Linked DNA regions of Homo sapiens: region 1 is linked to region 2. Evidence: chromatin loops called from intact Hi-C (ENCODE). Cell type or tissue: heart left ventricle. All regions are shown on one strand. Links, peaks and the distances in the headings refer to the core of each region. The heading gives the core; the rest is flanking DNA.

Evidence for each region. Hi-C counts contacts between places; a loop is a spot of excess contacts. Peaks named below come from ENCODE experiments on the same cell type or tissue, not always from the same donor. Only the 100,000 strongest peaks of a DNase experiment are listed, where the experiment ranks them.
Region 1: it touches region 2 in a loop (2.1-fold over the local background); 4 of 110 quality-filtered maps call a loop at or near these places.

What each region holds. Positions count from the first base shown.
Region 1 is chr20:59,101,910-59,112,734 of GRCh38, reverse strand. No RefSeq gene overlaps it. Among named protein-coding and RNA genes, the nearest start is that of ZNF831, 56 kb to the left of the region's middle. RefSeq lists an enhancer at 6,171-6,672. In heart left ventricle, for the core only: no CTCF peak of the experiment used is centred there; no DNase peak of the experiment used is centred there.
Region 2 is chr20:59,179,969-59,190,793 of GRCh38, reverse strand. All of the region lies in intron 1 of ZNF831 (zinc finger protein 831), which reads right to left. Among named protein-coding and RNA genes, the nearest start is that of ZNF831, 22 kb to the right of the region's middle. In heart left ventricle, for the core only: no CTCF peak of the experiment used is centred there; a DNase peak (open chromatin) is centred at 5,726.

The sequences.
Region 1 (10,825 bases), core at 1,026-9,025, 78 kb after region 2:
GCCATTTCACTTGTTCTCCTATTCCCCACATTTCTGAAGACTGGTAGTAAGCACTAGAGAGATTCAAGCTAGATTCAAGTTCAAGTTTCTTTAAGAATATACGCGGTGCTGCGTACTTACTATTGTATCCCATCAGGAGGTGCGTAATGTTGGAATACCTCACTTCTAATGATGCTAAGATTGATAAGTGGGTTTAAGTGCTGTTAGCCTGGTTCATCCCCCTTAGATCTCCCCATTCTCTCCACTGGCTTTGTAGCTAATGGTTTCAGCAGCATCCAGGATTGTTGCCTAGATGTGTTATTTCATTAGGGATAGCAAACAGTGATAATTCTACTATTCCTTCTTCTTCCTCTTGTTTTTTGAAACAGGGTCTCACTCTGTTTCACTCCAGCCAGGCTGGTCTCACTCCAAACCAGGCTGAAGTGCAGTGGTGCAATCACAGCCCACTGCAGCCTCAACCTCCTGGCCTCAGGTGATCCTCCCACGTCAGCCTCCTGAGTAGCTGGGACTACAGGTGCATGCCACCACACCCAGCTCCTTTTTGTATTTTTTGTAGAGACAGGGTTTTGCCATATTGCCCAGACTGGTCTAGAACTCCTGGACTCAAGTGATCAGCTCACCTCAGCCTCCCAAAGTGCTGGGATTACAGCTGTGAGCCACCACACCCGGCCTCCTTCATTTATTTTACAAAGAACTTTCCCTCATCACCTTTTTACCACAAAATACAGTTGGCACAATAAGGCAGTATAAAAGCTTATTTCTTTGCTTATAAATTTTCAGAATAAGTTAGTGCCTTATCAATGTTCAGGAGCAACCAAAGAGTTGTTTTCTCATTATCACTTTGGCAATAATTGATTTGCTTCAAACAATTGCAATCATTATTCTTTTTTATTGTTCAAGTTGACCCCTCTTTGCCAGTGGAAGCCCATGGTGTTAGCTCCTACTTCCTTTTGACATGATTCCATTAATCTTTTATAGCTTTCTTGCTTTCTGGCAGAACAAAAATTCACATGTCCAACTTGCATAGGTCCTGCTCCAGACCTGGAACTGGCTATTTCTCTAAGGAACTCTGGTTCATTTTGTGGAAAATGATATTTAGAGACCATAATCTGGACATGTGATTGCTAAACACTACTGGGTTAGTCATTTCCAGGACTTTTCCATGGACAGAGTTAAAAAATACGTAAAGGATTGTCTGAGCTTCATCAGTGACAAGTTAAAAAAAAAAAAAAAAAGAAATATGTAAGGGGCTTTTGTTGTTGTTGTTTTAGAAAGGGAAAGGTAACTCATGAATTTATACTGATACATTTTATTTAAATTTTAAGATTTTAGGGCTTTATTGAACATCTTTGGATTTTATATGTACATATATTTACTTTTATACTGAAAATTTGGTTCCTAAAGTTATTAACATAATTTCCACTTACTTTAACCTACATTATCATATAATAGTTTCAAAACAGCAATGCCAATATTATTACTTAAAATAAGGCTTTTGAATACTAGTTAAGATTTTTTTTTACAGTTCCCTTGGTCTTAAGGATTATTCTCCCAGGGATAAACAGTTCAAATACTGTGTTTAAAAGTCATTTGAAATAATTTTTTGTGTGTGCAATTGAGCACCATTTTAACATTCACCTAGATTCACTTATTACAATTTGTTTTCAATTTTTAAGTGTTGCTATTTTTTAATTTTCATGTTTAACTATGTGAAATATGTACAGGGCTCCAAAGCCAATTCTATAAAATGAGGTACCTTCTCACATGTCTCTTTCATGTCTGCCTCCTTCACCCAATTTCCTCCCCCCATCTAGGTATCCATGTTAAGTAATTTTTTGGTTTATCTTTTCATTCTTTTATAAAAATTCTTTATATACATTCATATTTTAAAATATATTGTAATATATTAATGTATTTAAAATATATTTAATGTTTTAAATATTATTTATTTAAATATATTAAATATTTATAAATATATATTTATATATTAAGTATATATTTAAAATGTATTCTAATATATATTTAAAAGAATAAAACATATTCTTACATAGAGAATAGAATATATATATGTTCTCCCCTCGTTACACAAAAGGAGACTACTATTAATGCTATCCTACACCAGGTTTTTTCCCAATTAACGATATACACTGGAAGCTACTCCATATAAATATATGAAGATATTCATCACTTTTTTTTACAACTGTATAGTACCCTACTGTTTGGATTTACCATAGTTTACTCAGCTTGTCCACTATTGATGGACATTTGGTCATTTCCTACCTTTCTCTCTTACACATAATACATTAAGAGTTGTTGTGTCTTATGAGAAAAATGCACATTTTTATTACTTAGCTATGGTTGAACTAAAGGATGCCAGTGGGAAGAACTATTCCCATTTTCCCATGAAAATTCACTATTTGGAGAAATTAGAGAGGTGACAAAAGAATGGCAGCTGGCTTTTGGGAGGCAACAGCTCAGACTTTAGAATCAGTAAGACCTGAGTTCAAATCCTGACCCCACCATGTCCCAGCTATAGGGTTCTGAGCAGGTGACGTTACCTTTCTCATCTTTGAGTACAGCAACTGTAAAATGGGGAATTATAGGACTATCTACTTCGTGCTAGTATTTTCTGTCAAGAGTAAATGAGATATCCCACATATAGCCTTGACCACATAGTAAGTGCTTTGTACATTTAGCTATAATTTCCAGCATCATTTTTTTTCCTAATTTTTGAATCTTTCATCACAAAACGAGGAGGGCCCAGATGAATAAGGGGGCTGTTCTAAGCAAGGGAAAGGCAGACACCCCTGACATGCAATTGGGATCAACATCTCACCCCCCTCAGCTGGCTGAAAAGGTTCAGGTAGGGAAGTAATAGGTCAATGGCTAAGTGTTCCCCAAAGAGAATTTACTCACTCTGCTCTTATTTTAGAAGTAGAAACACCATCACCACCTTCTTTATTCCTGCAGAAATAGGTCTAAATAAAGACTGACCTTGTCCTGCAGTTTCTTGGCTTGCAAAAATCACTGGTCATCTCCAGTCCTCCACACCCCTTCCTCGGCTAACCAGTCAAAGCCAAAATCCTGAGTTAATGGGGGCAGATGTCTGTCCCTGACTTAATTCCAGGCCAAGCCACACTCACTCAGAGCCCAGTGGAGCCTGTTCACCCACAACCCTGACCTCAGAGCAGTTGTGAAGCTCCAGCTCAGGAACATGTAACTTTCCAAGAAAGAAAGTTGGTTCCTGCCAAGAAAGAACATCAAGTTGTCCCCTCAACTGACCTCCAGGAGTACTGGCATGGAGCTGTGGTCATGAGGAGATGCTGGCCCAAGCCAAAGGAAAACGTGTTTCCATTGGTTCGCATGATCCTGCAAAATGCCTCTAGGGCTTTGAGCAGGGCCTTTGGAGCCTTCAAGGTCACCACACAATCAAGAAGCCACCATGGGCACAGCAGTGTCCCAGGCTCAACAGTGCAACAAGAATATAGTCATTCATACAGGGAAAGGGTCTTGTTGATTGAATCCCCAACGTCAGGTGACCCCTAAGTAATTAGTCCAAGCCAGGCCTTACCAGCAACTGGTTGACAAAAGGACATGTGACCTAGCCTGACATGGCTGGGGAAGTCTGGGAAATATCCCCTCTACAAATGCTTATCTGAAATGGAAGCTGCCATCTTGCTTCCTGACCGAAGTTGAAGCTAACACATCCTGGAGGGCATGAGCAAAGCTAAGGCCCTAACTCCGAAGCCTGGAGCTGACCCACCTATGGACTTCCTGTTGGCCAAGAAGATAAATTCCCTTACAATTTCAGCCAATTTAAGGATTTCTGTTACTTAAAGTCAGGGGTCAGGGAGAGGAACAAAGTAAGAGTTCCCTGCCCTCTGACACACGAGGAATTCAGACAAGGAAGCAGGCAACTACCATTTAGCTACTATGCTGTGAAGGAGGGGATGCTTTCAGTGCTCACAAGCTAAGCTGAAACCTTATAAAGAGACAGTTAATTTCCTAGCCATTCGCCTTGATATCTATGTTTGGTTGGATAGTGCCCCTCCAAAATTCATGTTCTTCCTGGAACCTCAGAATGTGACCTTATTTGGAAAGAGGGTTATTGCAGATGTAATTAGTTAAGGTTACATAGAAGTAGGGGAGGCCCTAATCTAATATGATTTGCATCCTTATCAGAAGAGAAGATACAAGACACACAGGGGAGAGGGTCAGGTGCCAATGGAGGCAGAGATTGGAGTGGCACAGCCGTAAGCACAGGAGCAGCAGGTGTTGCTGGCAGCCTCCAGCAGCTGGGAGACAGGTCTGGAGCAGACCCTTCCCCACAGCCTTCAGAGGGAGCACAGCCCTGCCTACACCTTGATTTCAGACTTCCAGCCTCCAGAACTGCAAAGGAAACCATTTCCGTTGTTCTAAGCCTCCCAGTTTGTGGCCATTTGTTAGGGATGCCCTGGGAAATGAATACAGCTCCTTCTTTAACAGACCACATTTTTTTAAAGAAAAACTGATACATTTAATCATAATTTAAAATATCAATCCTTCAAAAGACATCAGTAAGAAAATGAATAGGCAAGTCATAGACTCATAGAAAATGTCTATACTATACCTGTCTGATTCAGGAACAATTAAGGGATTATTATGAATTTGTAATAAAAAGACAGCCCAATAAAAATAGGTAAATGTCTCGAACAGAACCTTCACAAAAGGAAGTACATGAATGGTCAAAAAGTACATCAAAATGTGCTCAACATCATTAGGTTACAGGAAAATAAAAATTAAAACCACAGTGTTATACAATTTTATAGACACTAGAGTGAATACAATTTTAAAAATTGACAGCACTGGCTGGGCATGGAGGCTCATGCCTGTAATCCCAGCACTTTGGGAGGCCAAGGCAGGCGGATCACTTGAGGCCATGAGTTCGACACCAGCCTAACCAACATGATGAAACCCCATCTCCACTAAAAAATACAAAAATTAGCCAGGCATGGGGGCGCACGCCTATCATCCGAACTACTCGGGAGGCTGAAGCGGGAGAATCACTGGAACCCGGGAGGCAGAGGTTGTAGTGAGCCAGGATTGTGCCACTGCACGCCTGCCTGGGCGACAGAGCGAGAGTCTGTCTCAAAAAAAAAAAAAAAAAAAAAATGACAGCAGTAAATACTGGCTAAGATGTGGGCCAAGTACACCTCCCACATATTGCTGGTGGGGATGTAAAATAACACAACCATGTTGGGAGAACTCTTCTGGATATATTGTGAGGCAAAGACAAGCAAGATGGAGAAAAGGATGTACAATATGCTCCATTTATTTTTTAAAAGGTAGTAAAGTCATAAAAATCTATTTTACAAAATGCCATGAATGGGACATGAGAAGCTCCACTTCTCTGAATATACTTTGCAGAACCATATTTAGAGTAATGGGAGGAAGAAAGGACTATGTGCTCAGCTGAAAAAGGAAAAACTACATTTCCCAGCTCTCCCTGCAGAGCTGTGCCACAGTTCTGGCAGATGAGAGGTAAGCAGCAGCGGCCAGGTGGATGGACCTCAAGGTAACCTCCTTAAAAGACGCTTGTGGTCCTTGCGGGTTTGCCCCCTACCTTTCCTCTTCTTCCTGCCTGAGTCCAAAACTTGATGGTTGGAGCCGCAGCGGACATCTTGCAACACAGAAAGGCGGGGGAAAGGTCAGGAATGTTGCAAAGCCCTTGGACCAGGTGTCTGCACACCATCCTCAACTGTCTACCCTCAGACTTCTTTTTGCGAGAGAAAAAAGTCAACCCCTATCTTGCTGAAGTTTCTCCTATTTGGATCTTCTGTGACACGCAATCAGCTGAGTCCCTAACAGACACCCACCCGACAGATGAGTAAGAGTCACGTCAATGACCAGAGAAGAGAACATGTCTTGGGCAGAAGATGCTGTGTGTGCAGAGTCCCAGATTCAGACAGTAGCCTGATGCATTCGACCAAGGTGTTCAGATGGTGGCACAGGATGGAAAAGACATGTTGAAGAGGGATGAGAGCCAGAGAGGACAGCAAGGATCAGACAGGGGAGGGTGGGATAGTCACTGGCAGGGCCCTAACTCTTCAACTGGGAGGCTCAGCGCTCTCCAGCCAACCGCCATGCCTTTCTTCATCCCAGGGCAGGGAGAATCCAGAACCAAGATTCCACATTTGCCCATTGTGGTTTTGTCCTTAATGGTAAGCATGGGAACTTTCAAAGCAGAAGCTGGATCCCTGTTTTGTGAATTGAGTTGAATTATGGTGTAGAAGGAATTATGATGTAGAATGTGGCTCTAGGGTTTGAACTCAAGGAAAACATCCTCCTCTTCAGAATAAGGGATGGGTGGGGGGCTGATCTTACCTCCTAAGAAGTCAAATGCATCACTGAGGTATCCCTGTTGACCTGCAGATAAAAAGAAGCTCACTGCAATTAGGGCAATTAGGGAATTGAGCTGCTAGACAAAGAGAGTGAATATTCTGGGCCACAGCAAATTCACCTTAGACCTGAAATCTGATCTCGCTGTCTCTGAGGTTTCCAAGCGGTAACTTGGCTCCCTCACCCTGCTCAGTCTGATCCTCAAAACCCCAGGAAAATAACAATAACCAAAAAGGGAGGAAAAAAATAAACGAAGAAACAAATCAAATGAAACTATAACAGGTTTGTGATAAGATCCAGAGAGAAGCTGAGGCCAGGAGAGAGCAAAAGCCCTTAACAAATCATAAATGGCCAGCTGCTCTTGATAAGCCAGCCATCCAAGAAGCCATGTCCATCCACCAGTTTCGAGTTCTCAGCTCTCCAAAAATTAAATCTCTGCACCAAACCTATATCCTGGCAGCCACAAGTGTGGGCCAAAGGACATCCACCTTCACCCAGTTGGGATCACGTGGCTAAGTCAAGAGGCCTGCCAAGAGCTGTGCATGGAAGGACAGGATCACAGGAATGGCCAGAGCCATGATGCCCCGGGGAAGAATGCTGGAGAACTCTAGGGCTTTCCACATCAGAGAGTCCCCTGGGAAGGGCAGTGGGAGGCTGGTGAGAGAAGAATGAACCTTCCCTCCCCTAAGCACTTTCCAACGCAAGGGCAGCCCCAGCCTGCTGTTTTCCCAGTGAGCTTTGCTGCCTTTTTATTTCATTATAATAGCCTCCTGAAGAAAACACATACAAATATAATGCTCTTGGTTAGGACTGAGTTAGACATTATCCTGCAGAATATTATAATAAAGGCAGGGATTATTTATATGCTAAAGAAAAGTTCAAAATTATTATATTCATCACCGCAGGTAACTTCGGTAAGACATGATTGGCAGGTTGGTTTCATTTTTCATCAAGACCAAGTGGATGTTGCAGAAAGGAGAGGCTGCTGCCCTGTAACAGAAAGGCACAAGACTGGGGCAGGAAGTCTCTGGAACTGTCTCTCGACCTTGGCAAAGTGGACATTTGTTGTGGGGCCATCCCATGCACTGCAGGGTGTTCGGCAGCATCCCTGACCTTCATTCCCTGAATGCCTATGACATCCTCTCCAAAGCTGTGACAACCAAAAATGTCCCTAGACATTGCCAGATGTGCCCTGGAGGGCAGAATCAGCCCCATGGAGGACCACTGACTTAGAAGAAGCCAGCTCTGTTATGTACAAGCAGCCTAACCTTTAGCAAATCCCTTCCCCTCTCAGCCTCAAGTTCCCCATCTGAAAAGAGCCCCATGTCTGCCCAGCTGGCTCTGAACTTTCGAGAAGGTCAAATGAGGTCATCACGGGAAATTGCTTTTAAACCTCTGAAGTTCTGTATCTATAGAGGTTGGGAGGTCTGTCACTTGCTACCTGAAAAGTTTTTAATATCTATAGTTACTCATTTTTATCCTGAGTGCAAACTTGGGTTCCTAGAGCAGAGCTCAAACTGACTACTCACAGCAGTAACTGTGCTGATTTCCCGTGCCCCGTGTCCTACAGGGACCCACTGAGAACCAGCTGTCACCCTTCATGGACAGGATCTGTATGGCAGGAGAAGAACCCCAAAATTATGAATCTAGGAGCTTATACATGACAGCTTATGGACCTCTCCCATCCTGAGAGAGAAAGAGACAGAGAACCCTTTGCTCCCCAATGTCTTAAGGCCCTTTGGAATATAAATAATTCATTTAGGAAGAGGAAGTGGGAGGGCCCTATCCCAGGATGAATATATTTGGCTCACTCCTGGAATGGAAGCCCACGGCTCTAGGTCTAACACCCTTTAACTTCCAAAGTTTGTTCATCAGCCCAGGTGCCAGTAATGTTGCCTTAGACAGTTCAAATGACACAGAAACGAAAACACTTGCTTCTTCATACCAAAGCCAAAAATCTGGATATTTTCTTTGGTTCGTTCCTCTCCATCATCCCCTCCACCCCATCCCATTCTACCTCAAGGCATGTTTTGTATCTGTCTGTCTTGCTTTGTCTCCTGACACTTCCTTAGTTGGGGGCACGACCTGCGACAGCATCCCTGATGTCTTGCTAACTCCTCTCCACCCTGACTCCATTGGCTAACAAAAGTCACGTTGCTTCTCTATTGAACATTTTCTGTGACTCCCCAGCACCTCATCATTGACCAAGCATGCAAGGAGTGCACCAAAGGTGCCACTCAAGATGGTTTTGGGTAGTGCACAGATAAACATTTTTAATTTTAATTTTTCCAATTGCTACTTTCATGGCAGGTAAGCCTGGTCTTCCATTTACAGCTATACTACAATGCTTCCTTCTGAAAATACATGCATTTATTTTCTAAATGCTAAAAGGTGAATTTAAATAGAAACTTTAAATAAATAATTGAATGGGAAGATTTTAATTTCTGCAAATATGGTAAAAATGTATGAAAGACAGAAGCTTGGGGATCACTGACCTACAGTTAAGAGTGACAACATCTTTGCCTATGAAAGCTTCTTCATGCCTATGGGAGATGCCTTCCTTCCTCCCTGATTTCATCACCCGTCACTGCTCTTTCACTGCAACTGCTATCCTCTACCACACACACCCTTCCCTTTGGACAAGAGAATGTTTAGGGAGTTCTTTTACTTGATAAGCTCTCCACCTCCCTATTTTATTAAAATGGGCTTCCAGGGAAATTTATGCAAACAGTATGTATCACTACCTAAAATTTTAAGTATCTTATGCTTCTTGGTTCATTGACTGTCTCTTCACTAAAATCTAAGTGCAGTGTCAGCAGACACCAGGCCTGTTTCCCCCACTGTATCTGAGTATCTAGAAGCATGCCTGGCACAGAAGAGATATTCATTCAATGTTGAATCCGATTAGACTATAGCTCCCAAACATGTCAGTCTGCTTTCCATGAGTATGACAATCACAGCAACATTTCCTCTGCCCAGAACACTCTCTTCCTTACCTTCCTGGTAAACTCCTACTCATTCTTCAAAACACTTCTCAGACATCACCTCCTCTATAAAACTTCAGAGTTAGGTGTACCCTTCTCTTTCTCCCTAACACCGTGAGTATACTGATAACAACAACAACACCATCACGGTTTTTCAAGTAGTGATGATTCATGAAGCATTGAGCTAAGCACATTACATTTGATAACTCATGTAATCCCCACAAGGAAACTGGAACTATGAATATCCTCATTTTACAGAGGAGGAAACCACGGCTTAGACAGGTTAAATCACATGACCAAGACCACAAAGACATTAAGTGGTACAACAAGGATTTGAACCTACAGAATCAGGCTCTGGTACCGACAGAGGCAACTGGTTTTCCACACACTGGCCATGGTCAATATTGTACTGCAGGGTAATCATGGTTTACTTCTTTGGGTTCTTTACACAACAGGAAACTCCCAGCAGGAAGGAGCCTTGTGTTACTTCATTCTGTAGCCTTATTGCAGAAGATGTAAGGAGGTTGGAGTGACAACTTTCAAGCTAACAACAAATACAAAGCTGGACAAACTGAAAAATCAAACTCTTAGATCCATAAGAGAAGTGAGGTGAAAGAGCAAAGTGCTGCCCTCAAAACTGGGGAGTCAGACAGGCAGATACAGAAATGTCAACCTATTGGAGCAGATACCTATAAGCAGAAACCTCTACCATGGGAACCAATACTAGAAATCCTGAACTGTATGTGACAAATTGCTAGAGACTCAGTGTAGACAAGTCTGAGAGTAAAGAACTCCAGAAGGACCCAAACTTTTATGAGTTTTACCTCCAAGAGCTGGACCAGTTTCTCACAGTCAAGAGTGGAGAAAAATCCCCTTATGTTTCCATCAGGGGAAGGAAAAAAGTAAACATTTAAAATACTCTAGAGCATTATGTTCTTCTTAACAAGGTCTGCCCTCAAGAGAAACTATTTAACCAGAGCCTAACAAGCTAGGGTCTTATCAGAGCCTAACTGACCTGCGGGAAGGGATATAACCAACTCCAGCCAACTCTAGCCTTCCACGTGGGAGAAGGGAAACACCCAACTCCAACTGGCTCTAGTCCCCACAGGGAGAAAGGGAAATACCCAACTCCGGCACGTTCTAGCCATCCTGTCCCATATAAGGGAGACCAAAAAAAAAAAAAACAAGAAACACTTGAGAAGCTCACAGTCCCAGGGCACAGGCTCACTAGAAGACTATGGCCTAATCAGAAAAGTACAGAAGGCTTCCCCTCCCCGTAGCTTACCACCACAGTACTAAAGGCCTATTTATAGCACTGCCTTTTACCCAGTACATCATGTCCAGCTACCAAGAAAAATTACAAGGCATACTAAAAGGCAAAAAAAAAAAAAAAAAAAAAAACAAAAAAAACACAATGTAAAGAGGCAGAGCAAGCATCAAAACCAAACTCAGATATGTCAGGG
Region 2 (10,825 bases), core at 1,073-9,072:
TAACTTGTCATGCAAGCTGACATGTGGCAAAGCGGGATTTGGACCCAGATCTGTCTGAATCCTGTCTCTTATTTAACATGCCATCTGCACAGGTCCATGGCAGGTTTGCCACCATCATCCCCTGGCACCAGCACAGTGCCACATGCAGAGACACTCAGAAAGTGTGCTGACTTCATGAAAAAGTCATGCAGCTTGTTCAAGGTCCTCGAAGTTCACAGTGATTCCGTGCACTTGCACAAATCCCTTTTCTTCTCTGGGACTGTTTCCAGATCTGCAAAATGGGCAAGGAATCAGGGCCTTCCCACTCTGAGGTTCTGAGTCTCTGCTGCAGGATGAAGACAGCAAGAAAAAAAACTGACGCAAGGAAAGGCTTGCCAGATTTATCAAACAAAAATCCAAGACTCCCAGTTAAATTTGATAAACAATGCATAGTTCTTTAGTGGGAGTATGTCCCAAATATTGCATGAGAATTACTTTTGGTATAAGTATGTCCCAAATCTCACACGTGCCATGCTTATACGGAAACACTGAGCGCTGCTTATCTGAAATTCCAATGTGGCTGGGCATCCTGTATTTGATCTGGTGACACCACTAGGAAAAGGAGCACTTCCTCAGCCTCAAGACAAGACTTAGGTCTCTGCTCAAAGGTGGGGCTTCCAAAGCCCCTCCAGACTGAGTTAGGACAAAACTGGTTCCCTCTAAGCCAGGAGGAGTAGCTTGGCAAATCCTAGGGGAGGGAGCAAGAGAGGTCCAGCTATGCTCTTCACATCACAAAGGAAAAGCCAGATGCAAGAAGGAAATTCTGGACAGGCCTGTGACTAGAGAATCAGGGGTCCCCAGATCCTTTTTCCACAGATACCCATCACCAAGGAGCTCCATAAGCACATTTCACCCATCCCCAGCTCCGTTCCCCAAGAAAACAACCACATTCCAGCCGTTAGCAGTAAGGGGTTCTAAGCAGGGTGTGGCGGAAGTAGTAGCACAGCTGGACATGGTGGCTCACGCCTGTAATCCCAGCACTTTGGGAGGCCGAGGCGGGCGGATCACCTGAGGTCAGGAGTTCAAGACCAGCCTGTCCAACACGGTGAAACCCCGTCTCTACTAAAAATACAAAATTAGCCGGGCATGGTGGCAGGAGCCTGTAATCCCAGCTACTCAGGAGGATACGGCAGGAGAATTGCTAGAATCCTGGAGGTGGAGGTTCCAGTGAGCCAATATCGCACCACTGCACTCCAGCCTGGGTGAGAAAGTGAAACTCTGTCTCAAAAAATATATAAATAAAAATTTAAAAATAATAAAAAACATAGAAGTAGCAGCACATTGAGCTGGCTCATACCACTCATACTGGCTCAAGAGAGCTGATTGTTAAATTTTCAAAAATTGCGCAAGCCAGCTGTGAAACACAGCCCTAATTAAAAGATACGTTACATAAACTTACAATCAAATAATGTTAAAAACAAATAAATGACAACTGGATAACTTAAAATTGATTACAGTCTCAAATGTAAGCACTAAAGTTATAAAACTCTTAGAAGACAAAGGATTAAAACCTCATGACTTTTTTGGATTTAGCAATGGATTTTTTTATTTTTTTATTTTTTTATTTTTTTTTTGAGATGGCGTCCTGCTGTGTTGCCCAGGCTGGAGTGCAGTGGTGCGATCTCAGCTCACTGCAACCTCTGCCTCCTGGATTCAAGCTATTCTCTTGCCTCGGCCTCCTGAGTAGCTGGGATTACAGGTGTGCGCCACCATGCCCAGCTAATTTTTGTATTTTTAGTAGAGACCAGGTTTCACCATGTTGACCAGGCTGGTCTCGAACTCCTGACTTCGGGTGATCCACTGGCCTCAGCCTCCCAAAGTGCTGGGATTATAGGCATGAGCCACCACACCCGGCTGCAATGGATTTTAAAATATGACACCAAAAGTACATGCAGCAAAAGAAAAATAAATTTGACTTCAAAATCTAAAACTTTGGTTCATCAAAGGATACTTTCAAGAAAGTGAAAAAACAGTCCACGGAATGGGAGAAAATATTTGCAAATTATATGCATGATATATCCAGAATATACAAAGAACTCTTACAATGCAATAACAAAAGACAACCCAATTTATTTATTTATTTATTTATTTATTTATTGAGATGGAGTCTCACTCTGTCGCCCAGGCTGGAATGCAGTGGCATGATCTCAGCTCACTGCAACCTCCGCCTCCCGTGTTCAAGCGATTCTCATGCCTCAGCCGCCTGAGTAGCTGGGACTACAGGCGTGCACCACCACACCCAGATAATTTTTGTAACAACCCAATTTAAAAATGAGCAGAGGACTTGAATAGATTTTTTTTCTCCAAATGCCCAAAAAGCACATAAAAAGATGCTTCATCCCATCAGCTATTAGGAAAATGTAAATCAAAACCACAATGAGATAGGACTTCACACCAACCATGGCTATGGTAAATAATAATAATAAACTAATAAGCAATAAAATAACAAGTGTTGGTGAGGATGTGGAGAATTTAGAACCCATAAACACGACTGGTGGGGATATAAAATGATGCAGCCACTTTAAAAACAACTGGGTAGTTCCTCAAAAAGTTAAACATGTATTACCATAGGATCCAGCAATTCTACGTCTAGGTATATACCCCAAAGAATTGAAAACAGGTATTCAAACAAAAATTTGTACGTGCATGTTCACAGTAGCTTTATTCAAAATAGTCAAAAGAGAGAAATGACAGAAATGTCCATCAGCTGATGAGTGGATAGACAAACGGCAATATACAGTACCGTAGAATCGTAATCAGCCATAAAAAGCAACAAAGTGCTTGCACATGCTACAACATGGATGCACCTTGAAAACGTCATGCTGCATGAAAGAAGCCAGACACAAAATATCACGTGTTTTATAATTGCATTTGTATGAAGAAACTGGAATAGACAAACTCACGGAAACAGAAAACAAATTATAGTGGTTGCCAGAGGAGGGGGAGAATGGGGAATGAGGCTTTAACTGGGTACAACGTTTCCTTCTGGGGTGATGAAAATGTTCTGGAACCAGACAGAGGTGGTAGTTTGTAAAACTATGAATGTACTAAGTGCCATAGAATTGTTCACTTTCAAATAGTTAAAATGGTGAATTTAATGTTATGTGAATTTTACCTCAATTGTAAACAGGTACTGTCTCAATTTTTTTTTTAAAGTATTGTCTTCATTGAGCAAAGGTACTCAATTTTTTAAAAGTACTTTGGGCTGCTATAACAAAAATACCCTAGATTGGGTGGCTTAAATGACAAATATTTATTTCACACAGCTCTGGAGACGGGAAGTTCAAGATCAAGTTTAAGTCCAAGACAGGTTCAGTGCCTGGTGAGGGCCTGCATCCTGGTACCTAGATGGCCGTCTTCTTGCTGCCCCCTCACATCACGGAAAGACCAGTGGAGCTCTCTGGGGTCCCCTTTATAAGGCACTCATTCCACTCATGAGGGCTCCACGTCATGACCTGACCACCTCCCAAAGGACCCACCTCCTAATACCATCACATGGGGAGTGAGGATTTTACATGTAGATTTGGAGCTGGGGGGAAGAAACATCCAGTTCACACCAGCTCCTACATACTCAGAGCTCACCACTGCTAAGGATTCTATGGCATCTTCCATTCTCAGGGATCTTGGGGCCATTTATGTGGGATGTGCTGGTGTGGTGGGAACGCTTCCTGGCAGTGTGGAACGTCACACCTCTGGCTCTTCCCAACCTCAGCATCAGTAGCATCATGTTCACAGCTTGAACTGGCCACAGTGGAAGCACTGACACCACAAAAATCAGCAAATGCTACAAGTCAGTCCTTTTTTTTTTTTTTCATCCTGAAAGCCAGTCTCAACATTTACCAGCACATCACTGAGCAGAAGGGAGGACCCAGAAGACCATTGCACCCACTCTCTGTCCCTCTCCTAAACCTCTGGTCTCATTATGAACCTCACCACACTAGGCCATCTGCAAGAGCCCCTGGCTTCAAAACAATCTGAGACGTTCTAATTGTTTAAGGAAAGATGTAAAGGCAGGAATCTTTAGAGATTAACAGGTAGCTGCCAGAACGGATAAGAGCTAATAGGAATGGAAGATAAAGGCTTACCTCAAGACGCTGCAACCTTTCTACTAGCTGAGAATTTCAGGAACCTCCCCAGGAGACCAGTAGGCCTGAATTTCTGTCTCTGCTTAACCATCTTGCTAGAGGGTGGCCCTGAGACTGTTTCCTCATCTCTAAGAACAGTGGCATTGGGGCAGAGCCACCAGGAGGTTCAGATGAAATAAGTTATGTGAAAACACCAAGTGCTGTGCCCAGCACAGAGTAAGCGCTCCATTTATTTCAGTTTTCAATTATACGCCATAATATTTTGAACTATTAACTACCGGTTCCTCCCCCACCCTGTCTTCCTCCTACCCTTGTCTCTTCCCCCATCCGTCAGCTCAGCAGTCTCCATGCATCGCCTCTAGCAAGGGATGCTGTCTCGGGGTGGGTTCCTGAGAAAAGGATTCCATTCCCAAGTATTTTATTTGGGAGGTGATCCCAGGAAACACTTGTAAGGAAATGGGAAGGCTGGGGGTGAAGGAGGCTACAAAATGTCCAGCAAGTCCCCACTGTGGGTGACTGGAGCTTAATCCCACTGGGGGACACCAGGAGATCATGTAGAACATGCACCCCAGGGGCAAGTGAGCTGCCTGCATCGGGACTGCCTGTGGGAGCAGCCATGTCCTGGCATTTCCAGCTGCACGCATGAATGCACGGGGTAGGCTCTGTGGCCACAGGGAGCCATCAGACACAGAAGCACTGCCTGCAGTTGGCTCTTAAATGCTGAGTCGGAGAATAGGTGAGCAGGGCTTCTGTCTTCCTGTGGCAGAAACTCAGTAAAGGCGTTTTAATTCCAAAAGCCCCAAACCCTAAGGAAACTGGATGAGTACAAGCCTCCTGTCCTGATCCCCCGGTTATAATGGTCATGGGTGGGGAGGTCACGGAAGGGAGGAAGGGAGAAATAAGTCCGTCCAGCTCCTGCCTCAGTGGCAATTCCTGCTCCATTCCCCAGGGCAGTCTGGAAAGAGGGGTGCCAGGACACAGAGCATCAACAGCCCGGAGTGTGCGTCCAGGCAGGAGGACGAGGCACACGCAGAGCTCTCGCTGCAGGACGAATTTCAGAGCACCCAGAAAGGCCCTGAAGTGACTGGGAAAATGGGGCCAAATTGAGGGGGTTGTCACCCGAGGGGTGTCTCAGTGGGGGCCTGCCTGGGGAGCTGAGGGCTGAGTATCATGTGCCCCCCAAAAACTTTAGCCCAACCTGGGGGTAGGGGGAGGAGGAAAAGGAGCCCAGAACTGACTCTCATAGGGTGGGAGGCTTGGGGCTTCAAAGTAGAAATGCCAGGAAAAGAGCGCTATGTTTCCGACACACCTGCCACGATGATCATTTTGTGCTCTCTGCAGCCTGTTCTGTGATCACTGCGAAATTGACGCCTTTGAGTAACAGCTGATCCCTGCTGGCAAGATGACAGCTGACTAACACCTTCCTCGAGGGAGATGACGCTTTTCTCAGGAAAACCTCAAAAAGCTGCAGATAATTTTGCTCACTCTGAATCAAGGAGATGGCAAGTCCTATTGTCCCCATTGGACTGATGGGGAAGCTGGGGGCCGGGGCTGGGAAAGCAGCTCGCTAGAAGGCTTACCTCTTTGAGCGAGGGAAGGGTCCGGGACAGCCCCTTGGTCACCTGGACTGAATGCCAAGCCCTCACCCTGTTGCCATCCCCAGGCTCCCACACGCAGGGAACTTGGCGCATCCCTCATCTGCCGCGTGTGCAGCTCCCCACCTCCTCCCAATTCCCCCCCACAAACAGTTATATCTTTTGGCGCAAATGTGCAGCTTTATGGAGGAGAGGGGAACAAAGAGGTGGGAGAAACTTGAAGAGAAGAAGTGACAATTTCCCAAGCCCTCCTTTGCAAAAGCAAACCACAAATGAGCCTGGGCAAAGAGAGAACATGAAAATGCCATAAGTAGGTTTTTAGAATTTACATTTAGGGCCCCGAAAGAGAAGGCCATGGAGAAGCATATTGGATACGTTTAGCAGATAGAACTTGGGTACTAAGATGGCTGGTGTAGTTACAAGTTTCCCAAACTTCCGTTCATCCTGGACCACCATCACCCACTCCGCCACGTATGGGGACCACTTACGCTGTTACTCAGTCCCCACCCTACCTGTGTAGAGCCTCATGCCTAGAACACCATTGCTTTAAAAGGGATGCATGCAATGTGAATGCACTTCATGCCACTGAACTGTATGCTTCACAATGGTGAAAGTGTTATATTTTATGTATGTTGTATCGCAATTTTCAGAAAGTAAAAAAAAAGGGGGGAGGGAGGAAGAGGAACTATATCATTGCCCAGTGAGTTGAAAACTGACATTCACACAAAAACCTGCACACTGATGTAAACATCAGCATTGTAATTGCAAAAACCTGGACGTGAGCAAGATGTCCTTCAGTAAACATCAGTAAACACACATCCAGACAATGGAATATTATTCATCGATAAAAAGAAATAAGCTAGCAAATAAGCTGGCAAGCCACAGAAAGACAGAGAGGAAACTTAAATGCATGTTCCTAAGTGAAAGAAGCCAATCTGAAAAGACTTTGTCTTGTGTGGTTCCAACTGTATGACCTTCTGGAAAAGGCAAAACTATGGAGACAGTGAAAAGGTCAGGGGTTGCCAGGGGTTGGGGGAGGAGGGGATGAAGAGGTGGGTGGAGTGAAAGGGATTGTTCTGATCCTGTAATACCAAATACTTGCCACTATACATTTGTCAAAACTCATGGAACATGCAATACCAAGAGAGAACCCTAGTGTAGACTATGGACTTTGGTGTCTCTCAGTGGGTTCACCAGTTGCAACCAATGCACCACCCTCATTTGCAAGATGCTCACAACAGGGAAAACAGTGGGGACACAGGCTGAAAGAGGTGGATGGGAGGTCTCTGTACTTTCTCCTCATTTTTCTGCAAACCTAAAACTACTCTTAAAAATTGTCTATTAACTTCGAAAATTGTTTTAAATCAAAACAGTTTTTTAAAAGAGATGTGAAAAGATAGTTATCCTCATCAGCCAAGAAATGCAAGGTATAAACCATGATGTCATGTTTTGCCTACTGCAGGAACGAGGGGGCCAAAAGAAATAAATACTTGTAATAATTGGGCATAAAAGCGGGCGGTGGGGATACTGAATCAATCATCACCAAAAAGAGAAGATCAATTTTCCCTACGAACCATTAACATAAATACCTATTAAAATTTTTCAAATATGTATCTGTAGGCCACCATGCATGCTCTCGCACACCTGAGTGGTATGGTCCTCTACTTTGAAAAGCACCTGCCTAACTTACAGTCTTCACCTGATACACCCTTGGTGTAGACCCTGTACCTGCAAGGCTGCAGCAACATGCTCCCTAGTCCACTAGCACCCAGCTAGGCTTGCCCAAAGGGAGGTGCTGGCAAGTCCAGGCAGGAGGGTAAGGTCAGGCCTGGCTCCAAGGTGGCCTTTGTCCCTCTACTCAGGGACAGACTTTCGTTAGGTGGCCCTCTCTAGGTCCAACCACGGTTCCCACGTTGGCCTCTCATGCCTGGAGTGGGTAACACTCCCCCACTGCTGCCAGCCCTCAGGTGCCCCAACTTCCCAGAACCAGGCCCACACTTGGTAAATGGCCCCACATTGAAACCCCTCTCAGTCGCCCACCCACTTGAATGTGCATCTAGGCCAGCCAGGACCCAAAGGGAAATTACAACTTACCTTATGTGCGCAGGTGAATGTTCCCAGAGAGCAAGAGCAGCCCTAACTTTTGTCAGATTCTAGAAGGGTCTGGAAGGGTCTCTGAGGGTGAGAATAGCTGGTTAGAAACAACGCCTCCCTAAAAGCAGGGGAGGCTGCCCACTTCCTGTCAGGGCCAAACACATGTTAGTTCCCACTATGACTTCACCCAAATTCATTCTGTTTAGTGACAAAATATGTTTTGCCTAAACAATTATGATAAAGGAGCAGGCCAGAAGAGAGTTTACAAACAAACACACAGTGTGCAGAAAGCTTAGGCAAGTTGGAGGAGAGGAGTGTCCCCTGCAATTGCCTAATTTTCATACACAAATTACGTGGTTTCCCTGTAGATGGTCAATCGGTTGCAGATGTGTGGAAGGAGAAGCTTGATGTCAGGTTGGCTTTGGCAAGAGGGAGGGCCTGCCAGCTGCGCTCAGCCATCCCCGTCCCCTGTCTTCTTGGTGGAAGAAGAAAAAAGCCTGGGTTTGAGTTCTGGTTTTGCCACTTACCCCCTCCCTGTGAAGCTCAGCAAGTTCCCTAACCTCAGGATTTTCATTTGTAAAATGTGGATAACGAGGATTAAACAGATGCTACCTATAAGCACTGATCACAGCATAATGCAAAATGGGAAAAATCTGCTGAAAATTATTCAGCTAATTTTCTCTTTTTCTTTTTCCCAAGCCCATCAGTATTACCTTGATCTGCCTGAGACATCTTCTGCCTAAGCTTTGCAGGTTCACAGCACAGGGAGCTGACCTTTATGTGACACCATGTCCAGGCCACAGGCCCAAGGTCTACACATGCCCTAAGCCATCTAATCCACGCAGCAGGGAGGTGCTGTTATTAATCTAACAAGAGGAATAAGGCGCTGAGAGATGGAGGGATTCACCCAAGATCAAGGAGTTGAGAAGTATATTCCTTCCAGTGAAGAAAGACAGAGAGAACAGGGAAGCCTGGGCTGGCATGCAGAATAAGATTGGCATAAAGGACCTCTTCAAGGAGAACTACAAACCACTGCTCAAGGAAATAGGAGAGGACACAAACAAATGGAAAAACATTCCATGCTCATGGAAAGGAAAAATTAATATCATGAAGATGGCCATACTGCCCAAAGTAATTTATAGATTCAATGTTATTCCCATCAAGCTACCAGTGACTTTCTTCACAGAATGAGAAAAACTATACTACAAGGCTACAGTAACCAAAACAGCATGGTACTGGTACCAAAACAGATATATAGACCAAGGGAACAGAACAGAGACCTCAGAAATAACACCACACATCTACAACCATCTGATCTTCGACAAACCTGACAAAAATAAGCAATGGGGAAAGGATTCCCTATTTATTAAATGGTGCTGGGAAAACTGGCTAGCCATATGCAAAAAGCAGAAACTGGACCCCTTCCTTACACATTATACAAAAATTAAGATGGATTAAAGACTTAAATGTAAAACCCAAAACCATAAAAACCCTAGAAGAAAACCTAGGCAATACCATTCAGGACACAGGCATGGGCAAAGACTTTATGACTAAAACACCAAAAGCAATTGCAACAAAAGCCAAAATTGACAAATGGGATCTAATCAAACTAAAGAGCTTCTGCACAACAACAGAAGCTATCATCAGGGTGAACAGGCAACCTACAGAATGGGAGAAAATTTTTGCAAGCTACTCATCTGACAAAGGTCTAATATCTAGAATCTACAAGGAACTTAGACAAATTTACAAGAGGAAAACAACCCCATCAAAAAGTGGGCGAAGGATATGAACAGATACTTCTCAAAAGAAAACAATTTATGCGGCCAACAAACATATGAAAAAAAGATCATCATCACTGGTCATTAGAGAAATGCAAATCAAAACCACAATGAGATACCATCTCGTGCCAGTTAGAATGGCAATTATTAAAAAGTCAGGAAACAACACATGCTGACAAGGCTGTGGAGAAATAGGAATGCTTTTACACTGTTGGTGGGAGTGTAAATTAGTTCAACCATTGTGGAAGACAATGTGGCGATTCCTCAAGGATCTGGAACCAGAAATACCATTTGACCCAGCGATCCCATGACTGGGTATATACCCAAAGGATTATAAATCATTCTACTATAAAGATACATTCACACATATGTTTATTGCAGCACTATTTACAATAGCAAAGACTTGGAACCAACCCAAATGCCCATCAGTGATAGACTGGATAAAGAAAATGTGGCACATATACACCATGGAATAGTATGCAGCCATAAAAAAGAATGAGTTCATGTCCTTTGCAGGGACATGGATGAAGCTGGAAGCCATCATTCTCAGCAAACTAACACAGGAACAGAAAACCAAACACTGCATGTTCTCACTCATAAGTGGGAGTTGAACAATGAGAACACATGTACACAGGGAGGGGAACATCACACACCAGAGCCTGTCGTGGGGTTGCCGGGGGGGAAGGGGAGGGAGACCATTAGGACAAATATCTAACGCATGCAGGGCTTAAAACCTAGATGACAAGTTGATGTGTGTAGCAAACCACCATGGCACATGTATACCTATGTAACAAGCCTGCACGTTCTGCACATGTATCCCAGAACTTTTAAAGTAAAATAAAAAATAAAAAAGATTTCTCATAAGATGATCATCTGTGCTTGAGCCTGGGAGCTTGAGACCAGCCTGGGCAACATAGTGAGACCCCCATCTCTACAAAAAATAAATAATTAGGCAGGCATGGTGGTACACGCCTGTGGTCCCAGCTACTCAGGAGGTTGAGGTGGGAAAACCGCTTGAACTGAGGAGGTTGAGGCTACGGTGAGCTAGGATCACACCACTGCACTCCAGCCTGGGTGAGAGTGACACTCTGTCTCAAAATAAAATAAAATAAAATGATCGTCTAGAAAGCCAGATATTGTTTATGAGAGTGAAGAGTTTTTCAAAATTACCTTCACTCTTTGTTTAATATTTCACGCTCCAAGGAGGGAGGACCTGTGCCCACAACTCTCCTGT